Regions from separate parts of the Homo sapiens genome. Here region 2 is linked to region 1. Evidence: read pairs that join two places in POLR2A ChIA-PET (ENCODE). Cell type or tissue: A673. All regions are shown on one strand. Links, peaks and the distances in the headings refer to the core of each region. The heading gives the core; the rest is flanking DNA.

Region 1 (2,920 bases), core at 194-2,693:
ACTCAACCTCCTGGGCTCAAGCGATCCTCCTGCCTCAGCCTCCTGAGTAGCTGGGACTAGAGGCGCATACCACCACATCCCACTCGTTTCTAAAATTTTTTTGTAGAGATGGGTGTCTCGCTAGGTTGCCCAGGCTGATCTCGAACTCCTGGGCTCAAGTTATCTTCCTACCTTGGCCTCCTAAAGTGTTGATATCACAGGAGTAAGCCACCATGCCTGGCCCATACTTTTAAAATATGAAAACGTTAAATGTATTTGTCCTTACATATAATAGAAAAAAATGGAAGATTAAGCTGAAGGCATTATTCAATCTTGGATAAATGTTTCATAATTACATGAGACACTTGTACCTATAAGATCCCTCTATGGATAAGAAAAATCATTTTTCAAAATTGTTTTAAGAAGCTGTAGTCACTGACTTTTAAAAGTATGCTTTCATTTCAGTCTGGCTGACTCCCTGCTATGAAAGATGAAATAACTAGCACCCTGTACTTCATCTCATCTCCCCTTCCCCCACCTCTTGATTTTTGTTGTTTACGTAATTTTCATTTTGTTGGGAGTTTTACATATTTTTATTCTGCTCTGCAACAGTTCTATATTTAAATGAATGCAGTGCTCACCACCAGCCTTTTATTCTCTGGGTTCTCTGGGTTAGCTCAAATAATTCATGGTTTTCTGGCTTGTGTGTCGGATTGTGTGTTCAAGACAGGCTTATCATGTCTGAGATGCTTCTACTGCCTTTAGATCTGACACAACTTATCTGGTATAACATTTGTGAGTCATGCTCTTCCTCATTCAATATTTTGTGGACATTGCTTTATGTACTTGGGCATTGAATGGGATGTCTGAGTCGAACCTGAGTTTTCTCTCTTTTGATGACTTTTCTTTTCTGCCTGCACTCCTGAAAATTATTTATGCTTTGAAGTTCAATAACTTAAACAGGATATGTCGGTGTGGACCATTTTCTATTTTTTTTCTGGTATGTCATGTGCCTTTTTTTTTTTTTTTTTTTTTTTTTTTTTTGCAAATTCAGTCCCTTATTGAAGAAAATTTTTTTTCTGTGTTACATCCCTGAATATCTTTTCTGTTTCATTTATATGGTTTTCTACTTAGGGATATTAATTTTTCTTATATTAGCTAATCTTCCTTCCCTCCCTCCCTCCCTCACTCCCTCCCTCACTTCTTTCCTTCCTTCCTTCCTTCCTTCCTTCCTTCCTTCCTTCCTTCCTTCCTTCCTCTCTTCCTCCCTTCCTCCCTTCCTTTCTTTTATCCTCCTAACCTCCCATCTTCTAATTGCTTGAATCTCTGCCTCTTTTTTTCTCTGCATTGATTATGATGGTTTCAAGCCTTTCCTTTAGCCATTCTATTTTTGGACTTGTATGTTGTTTCTAACTAGTTTATTAGCTGTGTAATTGCATCTAGTTCCCAATTGTTTTCCTAACCCTGCAATCTCTTCATCTCATTCAGTTTTATAATTATCTAGTCTTTGTATTTATATGGTATTATCATACTCTGAAACATGAAACACTGGTGAGGAATTTGTTTCTGTTTTCAGCTCAGGTTTTCTTCCAGCTTGGACTCTTTCACCTGTTTTCAGGCTATATTCCTTCCTTCTTGTTCCCCTGCCTGCATAGTATATTTTCATAGTTGCTGTGCTATTTCTTTTCATATTGCTTACTCTAACATGAACAGCTCTGTCCACACCCTCTACTTGCTTTAATATAAAGCAGATGAGTCACACGTGTCTCATATTGTTCCCTAGATTGCCTCATGCATGTAAGTCTTGCCTGAATGCCTGTGGCCTCCTCAGAAACAAGGAACCTGCTTCATTCTCCTCTAGCCTCGGTGCTATTCCCTGGTACGTGGCTTGCCACAGGCACACAAAATTGGGTGTCTGGGTTTTGACTCTAATTGTCAGAAATTGGGGATATATCAGGTTCTTAAATCCTAAAAGGCATTTAGAAAAATAATGACAGGATTCTGAGCAGCAGTTCTGGGAGCTTACTGAGGATAAAACAAGACAAAATGTATTTAAATTACGGCAAGAGAAATAGAAATTACTCAGAAAACATCACTTGCTGAATTCCAAGAGTTTACCTGCTACTAACTTATACTAATTTACAGTGGCAGAAACCTTAGGGTTATTTCCTTGAGGAGAGGGGATTTTATTTGTCTCATCTTCTGTGAGTGTGGAGTTTGCTTTGCAAAGTGCTACATCTCATATCTATACTGTCAGGAAAAGCTTTCTGGAAAAATTCCAACAACCACCACCATTTATTAAATACCTGCTCTGTGCCAGAAACTTTATATGGACCTTCCCACTGAATCCTCTCAAATGATCCTACAAGCGTGTTTTCACGTCTCCTTTTGCAGTTAGGAAAACTGAAGTTAGAGCAGTTAGGTAAGTAGTCCGAGGACACAGACTGGTGAGCGTCTGAGACAGGTGCACAGACCCACCGGTCCAGGCCCGGAGCCTGTGCCCCTCCACTGTGCTGCCTCCCAAGCTGGCGTTAAGGAGGTGAGATTTAGACAGGTTTCAACAAGGCAAGGGAAACAGAATGGGGCTTGAAAGATAGAAATGAAGAAAGCATTCTAGGCTATGGGAGTAAAAGGGGTGAAATGGCAGAGGGAGACGCGAGAGAAGGGTCTGGATATATACCCCAAAAATTGAAGACAGGGACTTGAACAGAGATTTGTCCGCCCATGTTCATCGCAGCATTACTCACCATAGCCAAAAGGTGGAAACCACCCACCGTCCATTGACAGGTGAATGGGTGAACAATATGTGGTCTATCCACACAGTAGAAAAGGAAGGAAACTCTGACATGTGCTACAATATGGATGAATCTTGATGACATTATGCTAAGAGAAATATGCCAGTCACCGGAAGACAAACACTGTCTGATTCCACTTAAATGAG
Region 2 (2,903 bases), core at 1-2,500, 68 kb after region 1:
TTGAATGCCTATTCTACCTGGGTTCTGTATTGGTGCTGGAGGGTCACAAAAACAAAGGATGTGATGGGCCCCAGCCTCAGAAGTCTCATAAGGGACAAGACAAACATAAGCAAACGAGGCATGTGTAGTAAATTCCAAGTAGTGCTGTGAACATAACCACCGTGGGCCATCAGTGCCAGTCAGGGCCACCTGGATGGGGAAGGTCAGGATGCTTGGGGAAGGGCTGAATGTGAGCTTTTCCCAATTTGAAAGAGTGGTGACTGGCAAGTCCTCTCTACTACAGCCCACGGCCCTGACCTCCTGGACCATCCCACAGTTTAGTAATGTCCAGAGAGGTCAGAGAGAAGGAGCTGTACCACAGACAAGAAGAAGATGGCCTATCTGTGGCCTGGACTGTTAAATACACGAGGCCTCGGACATCCAAAAAATGTTTTGAGACCTGAAAAATATGTATTGACTCCAAAATGTGAGATCAAGTTACAAATTTACAATCAACAGATGTTTAGATTGCTAAGCTTTCATTGGAATATAGCATGCATGCAGAAACATGTACAACTGAAAATGCATGCAGCCCAATGAAGCTTCACAAATGAATAGCACCCAGACCGAGAAACAGAACATTACCAGCACCCAAAACCCTGCTCAGACCCCTTCAGGTCACCATCCTCCTCCCCAGGGGTAACCACTGTCCTGACTTCTAACACCGTAGATTAATATTGCCTATTTTTGAACTTTATATAAAGGAAGTCAACAGTAAGTCCATTTTTATGTTTGGTTATTTTATCTCAACAATATGTTTGCAAGATTCATTCATTCCTATTCATGTTCCTACCACTGCCATATAATAATCTATGTGTAATTACGTTACAATGCAAAATGCAATATTACATCATCGCCATTGTTACATCTATTATTTATAAACAACTGGAAACAATTTGCGGATTAGTTGTCTCACTTCCTAAAAATTCCCACATGTGATATAATTACTGGGAAATTACAACTAACAGTAAAGAAGTTCGATTTTACGTGGGACGTGGGTGCACTTAATGTGTAGGAGTGCCAAAAAGCTACAGAAGTACTAATTCAACTGTCCCTGGCCAAGTGGGTGGCAGGCCCTCTGGCCCCTTCAGAGGACTGTCCAGTGAGAGCAAAAGGGTCCAGGAACAGATGGGCAAGACCAAACTGGGAGGCACCAGGAGCAGCTGGCAGCCTAAGCTGTGGAAAGGAGAAGGTCTCATGGTGCTGGAGGCTGAGTCTCCCAGACTCCATGTCAGGCTGCCTCCAGGTCTCTCTACCCTGAGCCCTGAAGCCATTTCCTCCTGTTGCCTTTGGAAGTATTCTGGCCTGGAACCCGATTCTCTCCACGAGAGATAAAGCATTCATTGTGCATCATTTTTGGAATGCAGTGCGTTCCGTTGTCCAACACAGTTGGAGAAAAGAGTGAACAGAAGTCGTTAATAATAACAATAGTCTTTTTTACTTGAGGGGGCCACACATTAACTCCTTTTGCTTTCAAAGCCTTAGGGTGTTGGTTTGCTGTTTTGATCTTTACTTCATTCTAGTGAGACAGGCAGAGCCCAGAGTATTACATTTCAATTTATAGATGAGGAAACAGACCCAAAGAGAGAAAGTGACTTGCGCAGAGTCACGTGGCAAGTTTGTGGCGGAACCAAGCCTGAGACTCAAGCCTCCTGTGTCCCAGCCCAAGTCTGCTCTGGTCAACTCGCATGAGGCTGCCCAGCTGTCAAAGTGTTAAAACTGTTCAGAGAGGCCTGACACAAAGGCGATACTGTGCATAACCAAATCTTTAATGAATCAGAAGCTCACAGCACCTCGAGGCATCATAAGATTACACATCTTATGAGCTGTGGTTGCTGTGCAGACATGCCAATAAACGAAGAGTTCTGATAGACGGAATATCAGATGCCAGAAACTACAGTGTGGATCATCTAGTCTGGGGCTGGTGGTTTGGTTGATTAGAATATGGAGGTAATGAGGCCAGGGCCACAGAGTGAAAAATACCTTAAGGACTCCTGCTGGTATCCTCCACCCTAACCCGTCATCCTGCACACCTCAGCAGGGTGTGAATGTCACCAAGTGACATGCCAGCCTCTCTGGGAAGCGTGTCAAAGCTGACAAGCCCCACTGATGGTGGATCAGCAGAGATATCCCATATACAGAAAGGATTTCAGGCTTCTGGCATTCCTAAGCCCTCTAGTTGGCCCATTAAGAAGTTTTATGGCTGCTGAATTAATTTTTAAAATTTCTAAAAAGCATTTCAGCATTTACCAAGCGGTTCTAAATCTCTGGGGTATAAATGTCACCCTCTGCACACAAGACCATTAAAATCCTGCTTTCTACACCTCTCTCTGAAAGGAAATGTCAACCAGGTCTCCAGGGCCAGTGGGGCCCATGCTGCACCCATGCGTGTTGTTCTGGATCCCTTTAGGCTCACCTGGCTGCATTCTGGGGCCCAGAGTTTTCCTGGAGGATAGCAGGGCTGTGGGGGACAACAGACAAGAACGACCACCTATTCTGTGACCCCCGTGGGGGTGGGCACTGACATGCATGAATGACCTTCTATCTCTATCCAGATGCTGCAAAGTAGGTGGGATCATTCCCATTTCACAGATAGGGAAACTATGGTTCAGAGGTGGAGCAACTTTTTCAAGGTCATACAGATAGTAGGTGATGGATTCGGATTTTGAAACAGGTCTGAGGCCAAGGTTGGTGCTCCTCTCCCTTCTCTATAGCTGCCATCTAGACAGCAGTTGCCAACAATTAGGTTGGCTCCAAAACTGCCCTCTAATGACTCCAACCTGTGACCATGGTGCCCCTCTGAGCCTTCTGTAACCAGTGTTCGAAAACAGAATAAGCACCTGTACCCCAGACATATACTCCTC

What was found. ChIA-PET counts read pairs that join two places held together with the same protein. Peaks named below come from ENCODE experiments on the same cell type or tissue, not always from the same donor. Only the 100,000 strongest peaks of a DNase experiment are listed, where the experiment ranks them.
Region 2: POLR2A ChIA-PET joins it to region 1 with 15 read pairs; 6 of 35 experiments call an interaction of 5 or more read pairs at or near these places.

What each region holds. Positions count from the first base shown.
Region 1 is chr1:201,265,190-201,268,109 of GRCh38, forward strand. No RefSeq gene overlaps it. Among named protein-coding and RNA genes, the nearest start is that of PKP1, 17 kb to the right of the region's middle. In A673, for the core only: no CTCF peak of the experiment used is centred there; DNase peaks (open chromatin) are centred at 832, 1,312, 1,732 and 2,268; H3K4me3 peaks cover 1,215 bases; H3K27ac peaks cover 2,500 bases.
Region 2 is chr1:201,333,606-201,336,508 of GRCh38, forward strand. No RefSeq gene overlaps it. Among named protein-coding and RNA genes, the nearest start is that of TNNT2, 43 kb to the right of the region's middle. In A673, for the core only: no CTCF peak of the experiment used is centred there; a DNase peak (open chromatin) is centred at 966; H3K27ac peaks cover 2,414 bases.